Linked DNA regions of Homo sapiens: region 2 is linked to region 1. The links are chromatin contacts, found by Hi-C or POLR2A ChIA-PET in ENCODE. All regions are on one chromosome and are shown on one strand. The core of a region is the stretch at or near the end of the contact, and the rest is flanking DNA. Distances in the headings are between cores, read along the strand shown. Region 1 holds the start of ZNF710 (zinc finger protein 710). Region 2 holds the start of SEMA4B (semaphorin 4B).

The links. Hi-C counts contacts between places; a loop is a spot of excess contacts on that map. ChIA-PET counts read pairs that join two places held with the same protein, here RNA polymerase II (POLR2A). Pooled maps may share reads with other maps.
Region 2: a loop to region 1 is called in a pooled map, with 7 times the contacts of the local background. The contact joins the promoter of SEMA4B here to the promoter of ZNF710 in region 1. A Hi-C loop is called at or near these places in 1 of 168 maps with a recorded cell type or tissue (prostate gland) and 5 of 50 pooled maps. POLR2A ChIA-PET finds 5 or more read pairs at or near these places in 3 of 52 experiments (GM12878, MCF 10A and naive thymus-derived CD8-positive, alpha-beta T cell).

Annotation. Positions count from the first base shown.
Region 1 is chr15:89,997,163-90,003,653 of GRCh38, forward strand. It overlaps ZNF710 (zinc finger protein 710), which reads left to right and starts at 4,162. Exons shown (of 5, transcript NM_198526.4): 1 at 4,162-4,452. RefSeq lists silencers at 3,614-3,783, 4,192-4,360, 4,776-5,275 and enhancers at 4,975-5,743, 5,744-6,491.
Region 2 is chr15:90,199,302-90,205,987 of GRCh38, forward strand. SEMA4B (semaphorin 4B) reads left to right here and starts at 2,029. Exons shown (of 14, transcript NM_198925.4): 1 at 2,029-2,434. The coding sequence starts at 2,278. RefSeq lists an enhancer at 1,577-2,548 and a silencer at 1,721-2,480.

The DNA.
Region 1 (6,491 bases), core at 2,912-5,411:
GGCTGGGTGAGGTGGCTTATGCCAGTAATCCCCACACTTTGAGAGGCTGAGGCAGGAGGATTGCTTGAACCTAGGAGTTCGAGACCAGCCTGGGCAACATAGCAAGACCCAGTCTGTACCAAAAAACAAAAAGAAAAAATACAGCCGAGCATGGTGGCACACAAATGTAACCCTAGTTACTCGGGAGGTTGAGGTGGGAGGATGGCTTGAGCCCAGAAGTTCGAGGCTGCAGTGAGCTATGATCATGCCACTGTAATCCAACCTGGCTGACAGAGCAAGACCCTGTATCCAAAGAAGAATGTGGATGTTTACAGACCAGAAGATAATTTGTGACATATACCGGGTGAAAGTAGCTGCAATTCAGTAGGTGTAGTGTTATGCCATTTTTGTTAATTTTGTAAAAATAACATGCTTATACATAGAGTCATCATTTGCTTAATGATATTGACTTTGTACAGTTTTATTATGGTGTGCACTTACATGTAGCCACTAGGATATAAAATGTCCAAGGATATACACCGAAATATGTCTCTAGATAGGGTTCGTTTTCGAATTCTTTCACAATGAACTTGTGTTGTAAAGAAATAACAGAGGGCTGGGCGCAGTGGCTCATGCCTGTAATCCTAGCACTTTGGGAGGCCGAGGCAGGCAGATCCCCTGAGGTCAGGAGTTTGAGACCAGCCTGGTCAACAGGGCAAAACCCTGTCTCTACTAAAAATAAAAAAAAAATTAGCTGGGTGTGGTGGCACATACCTGTAATCCCAGCTACTCGAGAGGCTGAGGCAAGAGAATCGCTTGAACCCAGGAGGCGGAGGTTGCAGTGAGCCAAGATCGTGCCACTGCACTCCAGCATGGGTGACAGAGCGAGACTCCCACTCACGAAAGAAATAATAGAAGTGTAAAATGTTTACAAAGCAGGAACTGGAGCTGTGGTATCTGCCTGGATCCTTGAGGGCATTTGGCTGGTGCCAAGTTCATGTGCAGGTCACTTGGAGAACCAATAATCCAACCAAAGGACTAAGAGGTTTTGGGAGCTTTAAATCACGTTGTGGAGAAGTCAATAATCACCCCCTATCCCTCCCCTGCTCCTCCAGTGCAAACTTCTGTGATTACGTCTCTCTCCTGAGCAAACATAGCCAGGTGCCTGCTCCCAGGGGCCTTCCTGGATTTCATGAGGCCCATCCTCTCCTGATTCCTATTTGTTCCTCAGGCAGGCTACAACTCTGCTGATCAGGCTGGGCCTTGATAACCAGTCATCAAGCTCTGGTCATGTTCCTGAGAAGCCACCTGGCCATCTTGATCGGATGTGGTGTTCACCAATCCCAGCCTCCCAGTGGGACACTGGTCATCTTTGAAGGAATGCTTCCCCCTCAGTCAGCTCATCATGTTTCTGGTGTGGTGAGTCACTCTGGTTTCAACCCTGAACGTAATCTTATTTCCAGGTCATCGGGGCACTACCCAGTCACTCCCTGATTTGTAGTAATAGTAAATAAAAGCTACCGGGGATTGGTGCTTATGTACCGGACACCATGCTAGGTGTGGGGTTTGAGCCTCACAACAAACTGTGAAGCAGGTATTTTTATCCCTATTTTACAGAAAAGTTAGAGAGGTTGACTTGCCCAGGAATATGCAGCAGGTAAGCCTGGGCCCTTAAACTAAGACACTGTCTCTGCAATCCACAGGTCTTCTTACCTGCATTTTATATGTCCCGAAATTAAGTCGAAGTTATTCACTGAAGTTATGTTATTCATTTACATTCATGAAGTTAGCAAGTGGGAGGGGCTAAAATCTGAATATTTCCCTGACACCCTCCCCTTTTTCCCACTTGTGCTCTATCCTCACTCTCCCCCCACCCACTTGTATTCTAAGCTGCAGTAAACACTTCAACTCTTGACAGTTCTAAGAACCTGTAATAATGTGCCGTCTTGCCCTGGGGCCTTTGGACAGACTGTTCTCTCCCATGCATTTGGCTAGCACAGCCTAATCTAGACACGACCTCCTCCAGGAAGCCACACCTGACCACCTTAGTCCAAGCACCCTCTTAGGAGCTTTCTTGGTTCACTCTTGCCTGTATCGCATGGCACTGAGGTTGCTGTCTTCTTTTCTTGCTCCTTCGCCTGCAAAGCCAAAGGCCAAAGCAAGGACTGCGTCTTGCTGATGATTCGGTCCTCAGCAGCCAGCACCTTCGCCGGCACGGGGTAGGTACTCAGTAGGCATTTGTTAAGTGCATGCTTGGCTCTAAGAGCTGCATTCTGCTTTTTTGGAGGATGCAGCTTGGGTGTACTAAGTGGGAGGCTGCAAGTGATGACGGAAATGTGGTTTCCTGCAGACCTGGGCAAAGGCCCTGGGGTCATTGGGGGCTCAGGGTGCTGATGTTAAAAGACCATGGTGTCCTTCTTGTTGAACCAAACTCTCAGGCTACTGTTTCCTCACTCCTCGTCAGAGACAAATGTGTTCTGAGTGACTGGAGTCATAGCTCAGAGCACCAGGAGCTGGTTTAGGGTGGGGCGAGGGGCCGTGGCCTTGGGGCTCTCGTTTCTAAAGGCCCAGGGCTCAGGGCTGGGGGGAGGGGTGAGGAGTGGCAGGTCGTGTCCCCGGGAGGCTGCAGTCACTGGGGGAGAGACAATGGGGCTCAGCATCTGCTCCTCCCTGGGAGAAGGGACCCTTCAGTGAAAAGCCAGGGAGAGCAGGGAAGTGTGGGAGGAATTGATGAGGAGAAGGGGTGGAGCCAAGGAGATGCAGCCGGGAGGAAGGAAGGGAAGGGAAGGAAGGGAAGAGGGAGGGGAGAGGATCCAGGCTTTCCTTCCTCCCGGTGACCTGGTCCTGAGCCGCAGCTTCCCTTGCATTGTTCCCTGAGTTTGCTCTCGGGGCCCACCGAGACCTCACGTTTCTCCCCCTGGCTGCAGCCCCAGTCCGAGGGCCCGGCATCCAGCAGGTGCTCAATACTTACTTGGGAAAATGACAAATGTGACCAACTTTGCTTTGGGAACTTTCCCCCGTCTTCTCCCCACTCCTCCGGAGAACCCGAGGACAGAGCAGGTCTTGGGAGCACGCCCGGGCGCCCCATGAATAATTGACCCTTCCTGGCGGCACTGCCCGGCTCTGTCCGAGGGCTCCGGACCCGCCCTGCGTTGCAGTCGAGAAACGGCTCGGAGTGGCGGGTGTTCTGGAGGTTGGAGGCCTGGTGTCCGGCCTGCGCCGGAGCTGGAGGGCGGCGAGGCTGTGCCAAACCCCGCGGCCCCTCAGGGAGCCGAGAGGGACCTGACGGCCGCGCTGCCAGCGACCACGCCTCGGCGCCCCCCAGCAGTGCGCCCCGGGGCCGAGGCCCAGGCCCTGGGCTCGGGGACCCCGCCAGCCCGCCGATCCCAGCAGCTGCCCTGAGCCCCTTCTCCACCCGGGCCCTGGCGCTCGGAGCCCGCGCCGCTCCCTCGAGTCAGGCCGTCCAGGGCTCTGCTAACAGCTGTTTAAAGGCTTTTGCTGTTCAGTGCTCTGCGGGGATGTTTGTTCCAGGCCCATCTGCCTACTTTAAAAATACATAAGTGAAGCACACACACCCAGCTTGCCACCTCTGGCTGGGGAGGGGCGGGCTCGGCGGCCCTCGCTCGCACTTGGGAAGGAACCGGCACCCAGGAGCCGCACCCGTGCCCCAACACCCGCACCGGCTCTCCTCTCCAGAGGACGCCCCTGGCTTCCCTTGGGGGGGGCGGGGCGCAGGGCCCCCGGGCCCCCTTTGTACCGGACAGGGCCGGGCCCCCCATTTCCAAGCGAGGTCTGCCTCTTCCCCGCTTCAGTTAATCTTTGTTCCCCTTTTCTGCTGAGAGGAGAAAAAAAAAAGAGAGAGAGAGAAAGAAAGAAAAGAAGGAAAAAAGGCGTGACTTGATTTTCAAACGAAACTCCCACAGCAAACAAAACCCTTTTAGAGAAATAAGAAAGGAGGAAGAAGGAAGAAAAGAGGGAAGAAAAAAACAGGAGAAAGAAAACCCTTCAGGCTTTCAATTCGAGTGGGAGAGTTGAACCGAAAGAAAGAGAAAGAAAGGAAGAAAAATCCTCTGCGGTAGAAAGAGAAAAGAAAACTTGGGCTGACAAGAGGGAGGTGTTGGGGGTGGAAGGAAGTGAGAAAACAAAAGAGAGATAAAAGGGCTGCTTTTCTGTCTCTCTCTTCCTCTGCGAGCTGGCTTAGGAGGAGCTGTTTTGCATCCCTTCACGTCAGCCCTGCCTCATTCCCTTCTTCCAGGGAGGGAGAGAGCGCGAGCGAGAGAGCGAGCGAGAGGAGGGGGGAGAGAGAGAAAGAGAGGAGCCGGAGGGAGGGCGGCAGGAGCAGGCGGCGGGCGCGCGTGGAGGCGGGCGGCGGGCGCACAGCAGCAGCCCGGGCGGTGGGCAGCCAGGAGCCCCCGGCCCGGCCCGGCCCGGCCCGCCGAGGGCCCCAGCGCAGGAGCCGCGCCCGGACCCAGGGTGAGTGTCCCGCGCGGCCCCCCGCCCCAGCCCCAGCCCCAGCCCCGCAGCCCCGCGCTGCCGGCCGGCGGGGGCGCGGGGGGCGCGGGGGTGGGTCGCTGCGGCCGCGGCCGACCCGCCCCCCGCCTCTCCCTGGGGACGGCCGCGCGCAGGCCCGCGCCGCGCTGCAAACATGTCGTCTTTTCCTTTCACTTCCACATTCCCTCATGCCGGAGAGCTGGAGGGAGAGAGGGAGAGCCGGGGAAAGAGGGAGAGATGGCGTCTGGGGTGGGGGGGAGGGAGAGGAGGGGGAGGGGGAAGGGAGAGGGAGGGAGCGAGCGAAAGAGGGCGAGAGGGAGGAGAGCGCGCGAATGAGAGAGAGAGAGAGAGAGAGAGAGAGAGAGGCAAAAATGAAAGGAAAGCGTCGCGGCGGCGGCGGCGGCGGCGCGGGAGGCCCGGGAGGCGACGGTGGCGGAGGCTCTCGGGCCCGCACGTGGGTGTCCCGGTGCTGGGTGCGCTCCCCCCACACCCGGCCCGGGACTCAAAGTTTCACCCCCTCGCCGCCCCGCCCCTACGGCTGCCCACAAACTTTATTCTCGGAGCGGGTGGGGTTGTTGCGCGTCCCAGCCGGCCGGGGGTGGGGGAGAGCTGAGCGCGCCGCTGGCGGGGCTGGGGGCGTCCCCGAGGGCCACTGGCCGCCGCACGCTGGGCGCCGCGGGATCTCCGCCGGGACAGCGTCGGGGCGCCGCGGGCCGGGGACCCAGGACCGGCGCTCGCTGTCTGGGGGCGTGGGGGTGGGGGTGGCGGGCGGGGTCCCTACGGCCCGTCTTGAGCCTCCCGCGGCTCAGCCCCCCTTCCTCCTCGTCGCCCTCTCTCCGTCTTCTCGCGGTCATTTTCCTAATTGGATGGAGCTGTGGGGCGTGAGCACCAGCGTCAGATCGGGGCCCTCAGGCTACCAGGTGGGCGCGCGGGCTCGGGGACCGACGGGGCAGCCCCAGCCTCCCCACCCTAGGCGCACAGATCCCGCAGATCCGGCCCTTGGGCCACCGCCCCCTTCACCGCGGACTTGCTAACTAGTGCGTATCGGGTTTTTTTCCAACTTGCCTTTTAAGATGACTTTTATGGGCGCTGCAACTGCTTCCCTCCAGTCTAAGCTGTAGTTTGGAAAGATTTAAGAGGCCAGGGAGGTGCTTGTGTGGATTTTAACCAACCTGAAAGGGTCATTCATGTATCTCTAGGATTTGCGAGACGGTTAGGGCAAGGCGTAGCAGTATCCGGGGTGCCTTTTCTTTTTTCTTGATATGGAGTCTTGCTCTGTCGCCCAGGCTGGAGTGCAGTGGCGCGATCTCGGCTCACTGCAGCCTCCGTCTCCCGGGTTCAAGCGATTCTCCTGCCTCAACCTCCCCAATAGCTGGGACTACAGGCGCACGCCACCACGCCCGTTTAATTTTTAATTATTTTTAGGAGAGACGGGGTTTCACCATATTGGCCAGGCTGGTCTCAAACTCCTGACCTCGTGATCCGCCCGCCCCGGCCTCCCAAAGTGCTGGGATCACAAGGACTCTTCGAGGTACTCGTCCTACTGGGTCTGAGGGAGGCCTGCCGGGCAATCCAGTGAGGGACCAACGTCATGGCCCACCCTTGAGCTGCAGGCCGAGTGCCCACCTGCAAAGGGCACCCTGAGCACCTTTCTTGCTGTGCAAAATGGAAACTCCCGGCCGGTATCGACCTGCAGTGTACATAACTAGTCCCTGTGGGCATCTGGGAAATTCACAAAACTCCCCCACAGGTGTGCGGAGAAGGACTTTGTGCTCTTGGGGGTCACTCAGCCAGCTTTGAAGCTGCCCTCTCAGTCCTGCATTTGTACACGTGTAAGTAAAACCAGTCAAAGTTCATTTCTGCCAAGTAGAGGGCTGGGGGTCTGTGTCCCTATTGCATCTTCACCAGGGGGCCTAGAGAACCAATGGGGCCACGTGGGAGAAGGGAAGAAGAAAACCGTTCTTAACTCGTTAGATAAGAGACAGTGTATTCCTAATGTGATCAAAGCCGATGGGGCTATC
Region 2 (6,686 bases), core at 779-3,278, 200 kb after region 1:
CCCTAGGGAGCTGGGAAGTGGTCAGATTATAGATTTTCTAATGGACTGGATGTGAGGAGTGAGATAATGAGAGGAGCTGAGGGTTTTGGCCTGAGCAATTTAAAGATGGAATTGCCATTAAATGAAATGGGGAAGGCTGTAGGTGGAGCACATTTTTGAGAAGGGGGAGAGATCAGGAGCTTAGTTTGGGACATGTTGGGCTCGAGATGGTTTTCAGACAGCCAAGTAGAAATATTGAGGCCGGGTCAGGTGTGGTGGCTCACGCCTGAAATCCCAGCACTTTGGGAGGCCAAGGCAGGTGGATCACGAGGTCAGGAGTTCAAGACCAGCCTGGCCAACATTGTGAAACCCTGTCTCTATTAAAAATACAAAAAATTAGCGGGGTGTGGTGGCATAAACCTGTAATCTCAGCTACTCGGGAGGCTGAGGCAGGAGAATCACTTGAACCCAGAAGGCAGAGGTTGCAGTGAGTGGAGATTGCACCATTGCACTCCAGCCTGGGCAAAAGAGCAAGACTCTGTCTCAAAAAAAAAAAAGTTGAGGCCTTTTGGAGTTAAGGGCTGAGCAGGGCTGGACTAGGCGGCAGATAGGGGTTTGGGTATCACTGGCTGTAGGTGGATTGAACCCATTTAGAGTAAGCATCCAAACCTGGGCAATAGTAGCACTGTGGGTGCTTGGTGCTGTCCATATCCCATGTGGAATTCTGTGTCCAGTTCTGGGAGCCCCTTTAAAAGGGATGCTGCTAGCCTGCACCATGTCCACAGAAGGTGATGGAGGTACAGAAATCATGCAGCATGAGGAAACTTAGCTGTAAGAAAGGAGACCTGGGACCATGTGGGTGCTGTGCCCACCCTCTTGACAGCATCCCTGTTGTGGGAGCAGATGTGGCAGACCCTGAAAGTCGGGAGGAGAGGAAAAGAGGTGCTCTGAGGAGGCTGATTTTGGCTGGGGGTGAAGAGGAGCTTTCCTGCAATTGCAGCAAATTTATGGAGCGATGGTCTCTACTGCCATGGAAATAACTAGCAGAGGCTTTCACTCTTTTGGACTCTTAACTACAGGAGGAACTACTACATTTTTCTGTAATCCTGTGCACACTTAGGAAAAGTTGAAGTAGCTTTCCCAAAATTACTTATCCTTTGAGATTATTGCTTAGATAGTTTCTATGTTTTGTTTGTTTCTTAATGCTGTTGGGATCCACTAAATTGATTTCAGAATCTGCTAATGGTCCAGGCTGCAGTTGGAAACCCCTGGTCTCAGCAGAGCTGAACTCCACCCGTGGAGATGTTAGGAGCCAGGAGGATTAGGGGTGGGTGCCTCTGGGCTTCCACTCCAGTCTTAGGGGTTCCCTTCCCCTGCCGGGTCACGTGCAGGTTGTGAAGGTTTTACCTCCTCAGCAGTACATTAAATCCTATTATCCCACTTAAGCTAATCTTGCCCTTCCCCCACCCGAGGGCTTCGCGTGGACAGAATATTAAGCGGACAAGCCCGCAGGGTGCCTAGACTAAGTGCTGAGCTTGTAGTGAATGCCCAGCCATGACTTGCAGTGGATTGACCTGTGCAAAAATTGGACTCTCAAGCTGCTAGCCCCAGTGTCAGCACGAGCTCGGCCGAGTTCATTTGGTCGCAGGAACAAGGGGGTCGCCAGGAGCAAGAGCGGAGGGGGCGCCTAAAGGGAGGAGACCAAGGCCTAATCACCATCCGCCCCCTAACTCCCTAGGCGCATAGCGGGGACGCAGCGTGTCCCCAAACCAACGCCACTAGCAGAGGGTCCCAGAGGAGCCGGAAGGGGCCAGGGCCTGGGCGGCGGTGGGAGGGTCTGAGCAGTGGGGGCGGGGAGCTGGGGGTCGGCTTTCGTCCGCGTCCCAGCGCTCCGGCGGCCGCCGGGGCTACTGATCCCGGGCTTGGCCCCTGCGGCAGCGCCCCGAGCTGCCGCCCCTCGCGCTGCCAGCGCCCGGGAAGGAGGAAGGGGGAAGGGGGCGGGCCGGCCGGGCTCACGGCCGACTTCCTCCTTCAGCCCCGCCCTCCGCCGCTTGCGGGTGAGCTCTGCCCAAGCCGAGGCTGCGGGGCCGGCGCCGGCGGGAGGACTGCGGTGCCCCGCGGAGGGGCTGAGTTTGCCAGGGCCCACTTGACCCTGTTTCCCACCTCCCGCCCCCCAGGTCCGGAGGCGGGGGCCCCCGGGGCGACTCGGGGGCGGACCGCGGGGCGGAGCTGCCGCCCGTGAGTCCGGCCGAGCCACCTGAGCCCGAGCCGCGGGACACCGTCGCTCCTGCTCTCCGAATGCTGCGCACCGCGATGGGCCTGAGGAGCTGGCTCGCCGCCCCATGGGGCGCGCTGCCGCCTCGGCCACCGCTGCTGCTGCTCCTGCTGCTGCTGCTCCTGCTGCAGCCGCCGCCTCCGACCTGGGCGCTCAGCCCCCGGATCAGCCTGCCTCTGGGTGAGTGCCGGGGACCCGGGGACGCGGGCCGGGGGAAGGAAGGCTGCCGGGGACGTGCCTCGTGCGGAGGTGGCCGTGACAAAGGACCAAGGAGGGGACCTGTCGGAGGCACGGGATCCATTAGGACCCCTTCTTTTTTCAAGGCGCTGCGCGGAGGGAGGGAGAGGAGAGGGGAGCTGTGGGGCCGCTGGCCCCTTTCTTCAGTTTTCTTTCTGCGTAGGGATGGGGTCTAGCCCGCTCTGTCGTCCCCCCTAGTTCCCTTAGGAGGATGCACTTTCGGCGGGGTCCGCCTGCCCATCTACTTGTCTTTGATGCTGACCAGAGCCGACCGCGGTGCCGCCCCCGAGGGCGGCTCGGGGTAGAGGGAGGCCACTGCTTGCAGTCCTATAAACACTGGGGTTCTGGTATTCCCAGCAAGTCGCAGCAGGGCCGGGAGCTGTGGTGGGCGGGCAGGCGCCCGATCCTCCCTCTCCGCCCCTCCATCCCTGGCTTGCCAGTGCAGCCCCAAGCCCCAGCATGGAGAGACCTCCAGGCCCTGGGAGCGACCAGACTGCGGATGGGGGCAGCTCTGGGCGCTGACATTCCCAAGTCCTGGGAGCGAACAGACTGCGGATGGGGGCAGCTCTGGGCGCTGACATTCCCAAGTCCTGGGCGCGACCCCTCCTCAGAGTGACCTGGGAGTAGCATCCTGGTTGGCTGGGTTCCTTTCCTGGTCCTCACATCTGCTTCTGTGGCCACCTCCTGTTTCAGCCCTCCGCCCTTCCCTCTCCTTTTCCCTTCCATCCGGTTGCTTCTCCAGCTCTTCTTGGGGCACTTGGGCTTTAGATTCAGAGGGTCCTGGATCCCAAGCCCATTTCTTCCACTGGGCAAGTAAGTGCCTTCTGCTCCCAGTGCCCCACCTTTCTCATCTGCAAAATAGGCAGTCGTAGGTGCCTTGCAAGGTGTGTTACTCGGGTATGAAGTTTATAAGTGCCCAACAGATGTATCCGCAAGCCCTTTAACTTGTTGGTTGTCATATTGTATGACTTGGAATAAAGCATGTATGAATTAGAGGTTACAGACTGAAACTGTCCCAGACTTCCATCTCCTCACAGCATCCCCACCTCTAAAAGCATCCTGTTTACAAAGGGAAATAGTAGAATCAGCACTTAAATTAAGGCAGGGCCCTAGCGGCTTCAAGTAACCCTACCTGAACCCCTGTCTGAAATACTGCAGATGACCTGGGTTCAAATGCTACCTCAGCCACTTAGTAACCATGTGACCTTGAGCAGGCTACTTAAAGTTTCTGGGTCTTGATTTCTTCATCTGTAAAACAGGTATAATAACAGAACCTACCTCAAGGTAGTGAGGATTAAATCAGCTCGTGTTTGAAAAGTCGTTAGGACAGGGCCTGGTACGGGAACCGCTGAATGAGTGTTACTCAGCTCAGAGTTTACTTCTGTACATCTTGCCCAGATCTGGGGTGATTCTGCCTGGGGTTAGGACAGGGTTGGGGTGTTAGTTTGACTGTAGCCCCTTGGGTGCTTCAGCTTGTGAAGTCAGGATGAACAGGTGTAACCAGCCCCAGGCCTGCTGTCTTGCTACTTCTGTTGTGGCCACAACTCCCTTTGCCCTCAGACCCTCTCATTTTTGGGAGAAGGCAGGGTGAGATGGGGGCAGATGCTCCAATGGACTCCACTTATGGCCTTGGGAAAGCTGGGCCAGCTCATGGGACCATGTCAAAAGACGGTAGGTTTCATGTCCAACTCTGGAACTGGATGGGACAATCACAGGGTAGCTAGAAGGCAAAACTGGAGAGCAGCGAGGGGAATCGAGGGGACCTGCTTCCCGAGGAGCAGCTAGAATACTTGGTTATTATTACCAATGCAGCTGCAGGACCTGGTCCACTTCTACAAGCCCGTGACTGTTCCCAGGCTTCTGTCACGCACCAGCATTCACCTGTCAGGGCTGCCGTAGGTGGGCTTGCATTTTGTGCATTGTACCAAGGTGCCCAGCTGAGGGTTGAGAGGACCTGAAATGCAGTCCACACTCAGCTCTCCAACCTAAGAGTCCTGGAGCAAAAGACCCCTTCTGCTATGTTCTTGGGGCTAGGTCTGCCCGGAGTGGCCCATTTTTCCAGTCCCACCAAAGCCCTGGAATAGTGTAGTGGCACCTAGCTACCTGAACTTGTGAGCACGTATCTATAGTCGACTGAGTTGCCACTATACCCTGGAGTGCCCCCTCTCTGGGCTTCCTCCTGGCCCTCATACCCACCTCCTACTCTTACCTACGTGCAGGTCCTAGGGCTGGCTGGGAGTCCGAGAGGGGAATGCCCTGGTAACTGAACAGGCTCACCCTTGAGTGTGGCCTAAGGCGGTTTCCTGCCTCATCCCAGGGGGCTCATTAGATGTTCCTGGCAGTGTGCCCATCCTGGGCAGGCTCGTGGTGACCATGGGACGCCGGGCCCAGGGCCCTAGTGCCCTCCCTTGCATGCATCTTAGGAGAAAGAGTCATGGAACTGGATATTACACACCCCTCTTTCCTCCTGCCACTCACTCCTCTACTGAATTCCCACCCATGCCCCGTAAGGACCCAGATGCCTAGGGACAGTGGGGCTATGTCTGTGGTTTAAAACAAAATCCCTTGAAGTGGAGCGTCCAGCTTGCCCTGCATCTGGGGTCCTTCATAGGGAACCCTAATTATTGTTGATGAACAGCACATTCCTGGGGTGCTTAAGATGCAGGGAGCCGATTTGTGGCCTCGCCCAGTGGCCAGTAGGGAGAGGAGGATGAGGGGACAGCCACTGGGGGCTCCACAGTCAGCTGGAAATCTCTGAAAGGAACACTTCAAAGAAGTGTGTGGAATTTGGGTTCTCTTGCGTTGGAACTACCATGCAGAGCTCCAGGACCAAAGCCTCGGTCAGGAGCAGGAGTGGTGCTGAGTAGAAACAATGGCGCCCAGTGCTTCCCAGCCTGGCCACGTGGGGAGAAACAAAACACGCCTCCTCTCATGGCCCTCCAAAGTCTTTTTGGGCCACCTTATTTGGACACTTAATGGGAGTTATTATTATTGTTATTTTGAGATGGAGTTTCGCTCTGTCTCCCAGGCTGGAGTACAGTGATGCCATCTCCGCTCACTGCAGCCTCCACCTCCCAAGTTCAAGTGATTCTCCTGCCTCAGCCTCTCGAGCAGCTGAGACTACAGGTGCCCGCCACCATGCTTAGCTAATTTTTGTATTTTTGTAGAGATGGGATTTCACCATGTTGTCCAGGCTGGTCTCGAACTTCTGACCTTAGGTGATCTGCCCATCTTGGCCTCCCAAAGTGCTGGGATTACAGGCATGAGCCACCACATCCGGCCTTAAAGGGAGTTATTAATTCCCTCCTGCCCCAGAAGTGCCGGGCGGGAAAGCTCTGGACGCAGTATTTCTGAAGCAGATTGGACAGAAATCTGCAGGCCTGCAAACTGCAGTCAACAAAACGCCATTGAGCAGAGAGAATGGAGCATTTGGCACAAATCAGCTGCTTGCCCTCTGGCCCTGGAGGAGGCAGCCAGGGTCAAGGCTGCCCTGGGAAGCCCTGATGCTGGTCGCTTGTTGAGCCCTCAGCCCGGTTACTGGCTTCCCTCCTTGACATGGTCTCAACTGGACATGAGCCTTTGTCCCCAGCTCTGTCCTATGGGCCAGCATCTCTTTGGCTCTGCAGAGGTGAGTGGAAGGCGCTCTAACTGCGGATGCTCAGAGCCTGGCTTTGTAAAGTAGCTTGCCACCCTTACTAACTGCACAACCTTGGGCAAGCTCCTGGCCTTCTCCAGGCCCATTTTCACATTAGCAAGAGAGGAATAATGGCCATCTTCACAGTGTTCTGAGAGGATTACATGAAATAATGTATGTAAAGTGTTTGGCATGGTGCCTGGCACATGCTGCATCCGTAGTAAAAAGGTAGCTTCTGCTCTGGTGTGCTAGAAACCCCCTGCCAGCCTTGCTTGGTGAGGTTATTTGCATCCATTTTTGTGCACACTGGTGGTATGCAGGCCCTCTGCTAGGTGCCAAGCCTTGTCAGGCTTAGTGCCTGCCCTGGTAGAAAAGACAAAGCAAGGCCCCCAGGAGCTGATTGGAGGTCATTACCAGGGGTCCTGCTTAATTATAGCCCAGTTATTAAGTGCTCCTGATTCAGCCTTTTCAAAGTCCTCCTTTGCCTGAAGAACCTCCTCTGCATGGGGCTGGACCATGCCTCTCCCTGCCTGCCCTTCACTGGTTCTGCTCTGCCTTCAG